2 separate regions of the Homo sapiens genome follow, and region 1 is linked to region 2. A link is a contact called in ENCODE Hi-C or POLR2A ChIA-PET data. All regions are on one chromosome and are shown on one strand. The core of a region is the stretch at or near the end of the contact, and the rest is flanking DNA. Distances in the headings are between cores, read along the strand shown.

Region 1 (5,168 bases), core at 2,309-4,808, 35 kb before region 2:
GACTGGTGTGTGTGGATCTGCAGTGCTTCACTGGAAATAATTTATTCATTGCAGATACTTTTTAGGTGGCATTTTATTCATTTCCTGTGCTTTAAATAAACAAATGTACCAAAAAACAAGTATCAAGCTGTTTAAGTGCTTCGGCTACTTGTCCCCTGGTTCAGTAGAGGCCCCGGTTTCCCAGTTGTTGACTGTGACAGGCTCAGCATGGGCTCAGCAGATGCTGTCTTAATTTGTGGATGATACAGAAAGCCAGGCTTTGGGATACAAGTTCTTTCCTCTTCATTTGATGCCGTGCACTGTGTGAAGCAGATGTTTTTGTCCGGAAATAAAAATAATAGTCTTGGAGTCTCGCCACCACTGGTTTTCAAGTCTCCCTGTATGCAAGTGGAAGGAATGGAAGCTATGCCAATGGGTAGCTGAGAGGCCAGGGCTTGTTCTGTTCTGTTCTGTTCTTGTGGGGGCTACATGGGCCCCACCCTTTGTGACCTTTCCCAATACCTAACCCCCATAGAGGCCCAGGGCCACCCTAATCACTGACCACAGTTGATCTCTAAGCCCCGTGGAGGTCACCAGCCACCAGAACAAAAGTTAAGGGAGAGCAGTGAGAGAGGGAAGTTCCCATGGCCCCCACCATCTGCCATGCACTAGGAGGGGAGACCCAAGCACATTGGATTGAATCCACCGAGAAAACCAGATGTTGCTGTGTAATGAGCCACCCCAAAATTTAGTTAACAATTAGTAGTTTTGCTCACAAACCTGTAATTAGAGCAGGGTTCAGCAGGGACTGTATATCTCTCCTCCATGTGGCCACAGCTTGGGCAGCATAATTAGAATCCTCTTTCAAGTGGGCTCCATGACACTGCTGACAAGTTAGTGCTGGCTATTGGCTGGGAGCTTTGACTCCTGGTCACTTGGACCACTGCACAGGGCTTCTTCACAACATGGTGGCTGGGTTCCACAACTGAGTGCTCCCAGATTCTAAAGGTCAGAACAGCCAGTCTCTCAGAGGCTGGAACTGGACACTGGCATGACATTACTTCCATTCTATTCCTTTTTTTTTTTTTTTTTTTTTTTTTGAGACAGGTTCTCACTCTCTTGCCCCAGCTGGAGAACTCCTGGGCTTAAAGCGATCCTCCCACTTCAGCCTCCCGAGTAGCTGGGACTACAGCCATGCACTACCATGCCCAGCTAAACTTCCATTCTATTCTATGGGGGGCATTAGTCACAGAACCTACTCCGATTTACATGGAGGAAGCAAAGATTCCCCCACCCCATCTCAGTGGGAGAGGTGTCAAAGAATTTGCAGCCATCTGTAATAGGCTTCAGTGGGGCTGGGGAGATCACAGCCAAGTACCATGCCTGTGGACAGCACTGACCACCTTCACTACTGCGTCCTTGATCACCATGACCACATCTGGGCTGCATCCCACCTCTGACTGCCCCTTCTCCTGGATCCTGTTCCCAGGACTCAAGGTTCAGTCTTTGGTCTTCTGGCCTTTTCTCTCTGGACACTGCCCCATAGGGAGGGTACTGTCTTAGTCCATTTGTGTTGCTATAAAGGGATACATAAGCCTGGGTAATTTATGAAGAAAAGAGGTTTATTTGGCTCATGATTCTGCAGGCTGTACAGGAAGCATGAAACCCAGCATCTGCAACTGATGAGGGCCTCAGGCTACTTCCCCTCATGGCAGAAGACAAAGGGGAGCCTGCATGTGCAGAAATCACATGGTGAGAGAGGAAGGGAGAGAATGGCAGGGGAAGGGGTGGCGCTAGGCTGTTTTCAACAACCAGCTCTTGAGAGAACTAAGAGAGGAAGAACTTGCCGTGGACCCAGGAAAGGCATTAACCTATTCTGAATGGCTATACAAGATTACATCTTCTAAGGTCACTTCACGCTCTAGAATGCTTTGATTCCTCCAGTCACCCAGGCCCAGAATATTGGACCTAACTTCATTTCATCCCTGTCACTCACCCTGATTGTTCTAGATTCTCCTCCCATCCAACATCCCCCTCTATTCCACCATTCCTTTTTCATCATGTGACTCCCTCACTCTGAAATCTGTGCCTCCAGACTTGGTTGGCCCTTAGAACAGAATCCTTGGTCTTTTGCTGGTGGTGTGGCACCTCCAGTCCACTGCCTGGCCCTCCTAACCTCTTCAGACCTCTCTCCGCCCACTTCATCCATGACTTCAAAACTCTATTCCAGTGGGGCTCTGAATCCACTCCTGCCCACACCTTGCTCTTGCCCACACCTTGCTCTTGCCCACACCTTGCTCTTGCCATTGTTCCTGGACAACTCACAGCAAAAGCTGCCCACCTTCCATGCCTTACCAGCACTTCAGAGTCTATCACAGAGCCCATTTTCTCCAGGAAGCCCTCCAACTCTGCTAAGCTCTCCTTCTAAATCCCAATAGTCCTTTTGATTCATAATTCTTCTGCATGTAGCTGTATTAGTTTCATAATTTAAAAAGCTTGTGCTTGTGTGTCTTTTGCTTAACCAAGATGCTACTTTTTTCAGAGGTAGAGGTCCATGTCTTGTACTTAGTCCATCTGTCTCACATTGTCCAATGCAGTGGGTGCCCTAGAAATTATGTCTGTTACATTTAATTGTCAGAAACATGTTGTACTTCAGCTATGACTTCAGGCAGGTGTTATACTGGAGGCTTCCAGATGGCAAGGAGGAAGTAGATGTCAGGCAAGTGCCCTGTGTTTTACAAACCTTATCTCATGTCACCAATTAATATCCTAGCAGCAAAGCTTATTTTCAGCTTACTGGTGAAAGAAGGCCCAGCAAGGTGAAGTCACGAGCCCAGGGTCACAGAGCAGCAAGAGGCAGGGCAGCAACCATACAGCCTTTCCACAGTGCTCTGCTACTCAGCTAGGCCATGAGACTGGGTTCTCCTGGGAGCCACAGTCGGGAGAGTGGCTGCCGAGGAGTCTGGTGGACCCCAGGGCTTCCTAGATAGTGTTTGTCTCTTTTTCTTTCCTTCAGGAGGCCACAAGTTTGAGGTGGAGGAGGTCTCAGGGACACTGAAGCACAATATCTAGTCCTAGGCACAAGATTAAATATTCTAAGGCCACTTCTAACTCTAGAATGCTTTGATTCCTCCAGTCACCCAGGTCCAGAATATTGAACCCAACTTTGGTTCATCCCTGTCACTCATCCTGATTGGCATTTCTGCTTCCACCTATATGCCCTGCCCTTTCTGGACTTTGTGTTGGCAGCTCCTCCCCCAGGTCAGGGATACTTGGGGATCTGATGTTAAAGCCACAGGGCAAAGCACCTATAGCCCTCCAGGCTGCTGCCAAACCTGTCTCCTTTACCCTCGCCCTGCCCTTCAGACCCAGCCTCTCATGGACTTCTGTTCCCCACGGAAGAGGGGAGTCCTGTTCACATCTGTGTGGTCTCTGGGATCATCTCTAATCAGTGCCACATCAAGGCATCCTCAGCCAGTCCTGGGGAGCCTGCAAACGACACCCAACCTCACAGCTCACTGTTCTGTTTGGGCGGTTCACAAGGCTGTTTCTTGGCTTTAAACGTGCTTATGACGAAATGAGAAAGGTGGAACTCAGCCTCCTGCTGGCCAATTCTCTCCTAGCCTCAGGCTTCATAAGAACAATTTTTTTTTTTTTTTGAGACAGAGTCTCGCTCTATTGCCCAGGCTGAAGTGCAGTGGCATGATCTTGGCTCACTGCAACCTCCACCTCCCAGGTTCAAGCGATTCTCATGCCTCAGCCTCCTGAATGGCTGGGATTACAGGTGTGCCCCACCACGCCTGGCTAATTTTTGTATTTTTAGTAGAGGCAGGCTTCACCATGGCCAGGCTCAAACTCCTGACCTCAGGTGAGTCTGCCTGCCTTCACCCAGCAAAGTGCTGGGATTACAGGCATGAGCCCCTGTACCCAGCCTTAAGAACCTCCTAATGATCCCATGAGTTATATGGATGAACCAGCACGGCCTCTTCTCTGCCCTTTAATGTAGGTGTATTAGTCCGTTTTCATGCTGCTGATAAAGACATACCTGAGACTGGGAAGAAAAAGAGGTATAGTTGGACTTGCAGTTCCACATGGCTGGGGAGGCCTCAGAATCATGGTGGAAGGTTAAAGGCACTTCTTACATGGCAGTGGCAACAGAAAAATGATGAAGATGCAAAAGCAGAAACCCCTGACAAAACCATCAGGTCTTGTAAGACTTACTCACTACCATGGGAACAGTATAGGGAAAACTGCCCCCATGATTCAAATTATCTCCCACCAGGTCCCTCCCACAACATGTGGGAATTATGGGAGTACAATTCAAAATGAGATCTAGGTGGGGACACAGAGCCAAACCATATCATCCCACCCCTGGCCCCTCCAAATCTCATGTCCTCACATTTCAAAACCAATCATGCCTTCCCAACAGTCCCCCAAAGTCTTAACTCATTTCAGCATTAACCCAAAAGTCCACAGTCCAAAGTCTCATCTGAGACAAGGCAAGTCTCTTCCACCTATGAGCCTGTAAAATCAAAAGCAAGCTAGTTACTTCCTAGACACAATGGGGGTACAGGTATTGAGTAAATACAGCCATTTCAAATGGGAGAAATTTGTCAAAACAAAGGGATTATAGGCCCCATGCAAGCCTGAAATCCAGTGGGGCAGTCAAATCTTAAAGCTCCAAAATGATCTTCTTTGACTCCATGTCTCACATCCAGGTCATGCTGAAACAAGAGGCGGGTTCCCATGGTCTTGGACAGCTCTGCCCCTGTGGCTTTGCAGGATACAGCCTCCCTCCTGGCTGCTTTCATGGGCGAGCGTTGAGTCTGCGGTCTGCGGCTTTTCCAGGTGCACAGTGCAAGCTGTCAGTGGGTCTACCATTTTGGGGTCTGGAGGACAGTGGCCCTCTTCTCACAGCTCCACTAGGCAGTGCCCCAGTAGGGACTCTCTGTGGGGGCTCCAACCCCACATTTCCCTTCTGCACTGCTCTAGCAGAGGTTCTCCATGAGAGCCCCGCCCCTGCAGCAAACTTCTGCCTGCACAGCCAGGCGTTTCCATACATCCTCTGAAATCTAGGCTGAGGTTCCCAAACCTCAGTTCTTCACTTCTGTGCACTTGCAGGCTCAACACCATGTGGAAGCTGCCAAGCCCTGGGACTTGCACCCTTTGAAGCCACAGCCCACGCTCTA
Region 2 (5,407 bases), core at 2,823-5,322:
GCATCAAAAATAAATAAATTCTACTTCAACTACTACATTTTCATGGCACCTTTCTGTGAGGAAATTTGCAGCTACCCTCTACCTCAGTGGTTCTCAGCTTCTCAACTGGGGGTAATTTTTCCCCCCAGGGGACATTTGGACTGGTCTGCAGACATTTTTGGCTATCACAGCTGAAGCAGGGTATTGCTGGCGTCTAGCGGGCAGGGGTCAGGGATGCTGGAAAACATCCTACAATGCCCAGGACAGCCCCCACAACAAAGAATTATCCAGCCCCAAATGCCAATAGTGGCGAGGTTTTGAAACACTGCCCGGCTGATCCTCTTAGTCCTCTTGCAAGGAAACCAGCAGCACAGGTGACTTAAATGGGCACTGAGGGGCATTCTAGATAGGCTTAGTGGGGAGACTTCTGAGACTGGGAGCTCTCATATGGAAAGGATTATCCCTGAACCAGCCCCAGAGCAACAGGGCAACATACAGCCATCTCCTAATGGTAGACCATTCATGGAAATCAAGCATTCTGCAGAATAGCACCCTCTGTCCTATTTAAATGGTAAACTCTGGCTTAATGAATGCCCCAAGTCCCCAGTAGATTTCCAAATATGTAACTAAAACACTCACACACGCACGCACACACACACACACACACACAAATCCCTTATGTAAGTTACAGAAACTATCATGTCAGAAAGTAAAATGCCGTAAAACTCGATTCCAAGCACTACACTTCCTATACAGCAACATCTGAAAGAGGTGTACCCACACCTGCCCTGCCATTCTAACCATTGTCTTTGGGATGTAATCTGAAACTTTCCCAGCCTATCTTGATTAAAATCCACTGAGTCTTGTGGACTGTCAATAGAAATTTTTCTTAAAAACACTGGATGAAAAACATTGAGAGATACATTTTGTGGGGTTTGAGTATTAAAAATCCAGAAGCAACACAGCTTGCCAGGACAAAAGAAAAAAAAGCCAGAGGTATATTTGACATGGAAAATGTTCACTGGAAACATGTGAAGCATATGCTTGTATTTTAGAGCCCCAAAACACTTTTGGGGGGCCAGGAAGAAAGATTTTGTTGACATTTTTTTCCTCCTCATTGACCTCTAACTCTGTGTGTTGTCCTAGTCAAGCTGGTAAGCAGCTCCAAGGGGATGCTGGATCACTGGAGATGTTAGGAGCCCTACATTGAGAGCATGGAAACCTGGATTCCACCTCTGCTTACTTTGTCTTTATCAGTGGTACTCAGAGATGCAGATAGCTTTGTCCTCAACTGCAGGACATGGACATAAACACGAAGGTACGGCCAGGCGCGGTGGCTCACTCCTGTAATCCCAGCCCTTTGGGAGGCAGGCGGATCACCTGAGGTCAGCAGTTCAAAACCAGCCTGGACAACATAGTGAAACACTATCTCTACTAAAAATACAAAAATTAGCCAGGCGTGGTGGCCCGTGCCTGTAATCTCAGCTACTTAGGAGGCTGAGGCAGGAGAACTGCTTGAAGCCAGGAGGTGGAGGTTGCAGTGAGCCAAGATTGCACCATTGCACTCCAGCCTGGGTGACAGAGTGAGACTCTGTCTGAAAAAAAAAAGAAAGAAAGAAAGAAAGTACAATGTTAAGTGTATGTAAGCCCCCAGTTGGGCTCCATCCACCTCCACCCAGCTCTGTGCCCTGGGAGTCTGACCAGACTGCATTGCCCGGACCCACGGCTAGCTGGCTTCCAGCTGGCTTCCCCCAGTGGAAAGCACCTGCAAGAGTTAAGAGGTTGTACAGAGGCAGGTGCTGGGCTCTTTCCTCCCAGTCTCCTCTGTGTGCTTTGCTGCATTTTCTGTCTATGGCTATGTCCTCCACCGAGAGATCGCTTATTGCGTGGACCGGCTATGGCTCCAGCAGCATTATTTCCTCCTGTGGCCTTCTGCCTGACAGGGTACTTCCCGCTGTGGCCAGCCTCTGAATGCCTTAATATCCCTTGTCGTTTTGCTGAATAGTACCCAGAGCTGTGTAAGTATGGGAAGCACTCACTTTGCACAGTAGTCTAGGACTGTAAAATGGCCATGTAAGCTGAAACCATGCAAAACAATCTTAATAATCGATGGGGAAGAGGACGATTGTCCTCTGACCTTTCAAAAATGTTTGTCAAAACATTAAACTTTCTTACTGTCAGTAAGAGAAAAAGTCGCAAAAATTGATATTAAATACACTAATTGAAAACATTAGAAACATTGGAAATTAAAGTGTTTTCTTTGTGAAAATCTTACCGAGAACCGTTTGGACAGTGCTTGCCACTTCCTTCCCATTATATATAGATTTCGATTCAGTGGGTATCTTTTCTATTCCCGGAAAATTGTCATCCTCCTTCTCAAGCTTGGATTAGTTCTTACATTTTATCTTTCTTGCTTTCAATGTCACAAAATATCTCTAAGAATTCCTTTTCGTGGTTTTTTGCTGGCATCATTTCCTCCAGGACATCTTTATCCTTTTTGCCACAGGCACTGTTGTCATTTATGTAGATAAGCTCACGGTCACTACGTTCCTCTGGTTGCATATCCAGAACTTCAAACAGCAGCAGCATCCACCTTCCCACAGTCAGCTTTTTCTTTTCTAACTCCATTTATATTCTACACAAACCTCACTTCCATCATTCTCACTTTGCATTTCTTTGCTGCATTTTTATCTTTATTAGTCAGTTCCCTCTTTCAATTATCCATTTTTGTAAACTGTCACATGAATTTCTCACCAGAAGACAAAGTGCAACACAACTACACACTGTGCTGCCAGTGGATGAGCTGAATAACAGGCACATGGTGCCCAGTCACCAATACACTTTGAAAGAAGCAATGTGGTGGGTCACTGATCATGCAGCATATCTGTTAGTGATGTGTGGCCTGAAGAGTTAGCAGTGAAATTATACTTTAGCAAGGGGCCAGGTGCAGTGGCTCACACTTGTAATCCCAGCACTTTGGGAGGCCGAGGGGGGGACATCACTTGAGGTCAGGAGTTTGAGACCAGCCTGGCCAACATGGTGAAACCCCATCTCTACTAAAAATACAAAAATTAGCCAGGTATGGTGGCATGTGCCTGTAGTCCCAGCTATTCAGGAGGCTGGGGCTGGAGAATCACTTGAACCCAGGAGGCAGAGTTTGCAGTGAGCCGAGATCATGCCACTGCACTCCAGCCTGGATGACAGAGCAAGACTCCATCTCAATAAATAAAAAATAAAATAAAATAAAATTATACTTTACCAGTATAACAATGTAGCTGAAATTTGAACTATCTGGTTGGGGGACTGTGTTATTTAACTAAAACATGATCATTGATATTTAAGCATATCAGAACTGTATAAATTGAGGACTGCCTGTAATCCTTTCAGTCTTTTTTTTTTTTTTTGAGACAGAATCACACTCTGTTGCCCAGGCTGGAGTGCAGTGGTGCGATCTCGGCTCACTGCAACCTCTGTCTCCTGAGTCCCAGTGATTCTCCTGCCTCAGCCTCCCAAGTAGCTGGGATTACAGGTACGTGCCACCATGCCCAGCTAATTTTTGTATTTTTAGTAAAGATGGGGTTTCAGCATGTTGGCCAGGCTTGTCACAAACTCCTGACCTCAGGTGATCTGCCCACCTTGTCCTCCCAAAGTGCTGGGATTACAGGCTTAAGCCACCAGGCCCGGCCTCATTACAGTCTTTTGAACTGAGTTGGAATCTGTTTCCTACTGGGACATGACTGGTAAAAGGGTGCAACTAACTCTCCAAGGGAGTGGGAGAATAAAAAAGCTGTGCAAAGTTTAGTCAAGCTCTGCCACAGAGTCACAGAGCCAGCAATCAATGATCCTACCATGCAGGAATAGGCAGGTAGGAAGCTACTTAGGGGCATAGCACTCTCCTAGGTTCATGCTCTTTAAGAAGAGGCCTCTTGAGAGGGCTAATTCCAAAGCAAAGGCTGAGAAAGCCATGCTTAGGAACTAGGAATTTGTTGAAAAGGAACTAGGATTTAACCCAGCCGCACAATTGAAAACATTCTTCCTCTACTGAAAGACTCATAGGAGCAAGCTTTTGGGAACCAGACGGATGAGTCATCATTTAGTCTTCAAGATCTTTTAATTCTCCTGCCCCCTAGTTTCCAGTTCCCTCCAACATTCAGGCTTTGGGTCTGCAATGGCTCCATGACACAAACTTCTAGTTGCTTCCCATTTGCCCTTTCCTTAAAGAGTTTAATTTAATTTGGGTGTCAAGGTAACTACTTAAAAGATTGCACTTCTCAGCCTTCCTTACAGCTACACACTGGAAAAAGTTCTGGCCTATGCGATAGATATAAGGAAAAGAGAACACTCCTTAAAGGAAGCTGACTGGAGGCCAGGCACGGTGGCTCATGCCTGTAATCCCAGCAGTTTGGGAGGCCGAGCCGGGCAGATCACCTAAGGTCGGGAGTTCAAGACTAGCCTGACCAACATGGAGAAAACCCGCCTCTACTAAAAATACAAAATTAGCCAGGCATGGTGGCGCATGCCTGTAATCCCAGCTACTAAGGAGGCTGAGGCAGGAGAATCGCTTGAACCTGGGAGGCAGAGGTTGTGGTGAGCTGAGATCACGCCATTGCACTCCAGCCTGGGCAATAAGAGTGAAACTCCATCTCAAGAAAAAAAAAAAAAAAAAGGAAGCTGACTCGACCTTTCTTACCCATTCTTCCTTTCTGAAGTGGGGATAATAATGGCTGGAGCTCCAGCAGCCATCATGGACCCTGAGGTGACCTCAAAGATGGAAGCTCCATGCTAGGATGGTAGAGTGGAAAAATAGAAGGAACTTTGATCTCCAATGACCATGAAGTGGCCAGACCAGCACTGGACTACCTGGCTCAAGTTTTCTGTCTTGTTTAAGTCTCTGTTTTTATTTTTTTAATATATTTTATTTTATTATTCTTCTTTTTAAAGATGAGAGTCTTGCTATATTGCTTAGGCTGGTCTCAAACTCCTGGGCTCAAGCAATCATCCTGTTTCAGCCTCCTGAGTAGCTGGGATTACAGGAGTGGGCCATCATACCTGGCTAAGTCCCGGTTATTCTGGATTTTAAACCAAATCTAATCCTAGCTGATAAGCATGCCTACTTCCTACTGAAATTAACTGATTACACTAAGTTCTTCAACTCCAACCTCTGCTTCTTGTTAAAATCAATTTAAAACGACCAATCTGATTGTCACCAAACCTGGTTAGTGTGCATGGTACCATTGCTCAATAGCTAGAGTGGTAGGAATTTCTTGAGGAAGACTCAAGAAATGGGAAGAGATATTCTAGGGCTGATGAGTTTTTTTCCAAAAGCCTAACCTAGGAGGCAGCTGGCTTCACATAAGTCTGGTTCCCAACCACTACATCTTGGAATCACCTGGGGAGCTTTAAACACTACCAGTGCCTGATTCTGCTC

Evidence for each region. Hi-C counts contacts between places; a loop is a spot of excess contacts on that map. ChIA-PET counts read pairs that join two places held with the same protein, here RNA polymerase II (POLR2A). Pooled maps may share reads with other maps.
Region 1: a loop to region 2 is called in a map of PC-3, with 2.5 times the contacts of the local background. The contact joins two enhancer-like sites. A Hi-C loop is called at or near these places in 3 of 168 maps with a recorded cell type or tissue (Calu3, PC-3 and aorta) and 3 of 50 pooled maps. POLR2A ChIA-PET finds 5 or more read pairs at or near these places in 9 of 52 experiments (AG04450, BJ, H1 and 5 more).

The regions. Positions count from the first base shown.
Region 1 is chr3:45,077,466-45,082,633 of GRCh38, reverse strand. It overlaps LOC124906233 (a long non-coding RNA gene), which reads right to left. Exons shown (of 3, transcript XR_007095898.1): 2 at 760-981; 3 at 59-377. It overlaps CDCP1 (CUB domain containing protein 1), which reads left to right. Exons shown (of 9, transcript NM_022842.5): 9 at 1-357. Among named protein-coding and RNA genes, the nearest start is that of CLEC3B, 54 kb to the right of the region's middle. Within about 2 kb of position 3,558, at least 2 of the 41 ENCODE cell types and tissues checked have a DNase peak (open chromatin) inside an H3K27ac peak, as active enhancers do.
Region 2 is chr3:45,042,561-45,047,967 of GRCh38, reverse strand. No RefSeq gene overlaps it. Among named protein-coding and RNA genes, the nearest start is that of CLEC3B, 19 kb to the right of the region's middle. Within about 2 kb of position 4,072, at least 2 of the 41 ENCODE cell types and tissues checked have a DNase peak (open chromatin) inside an H3K27ac peak, as active enhancers do.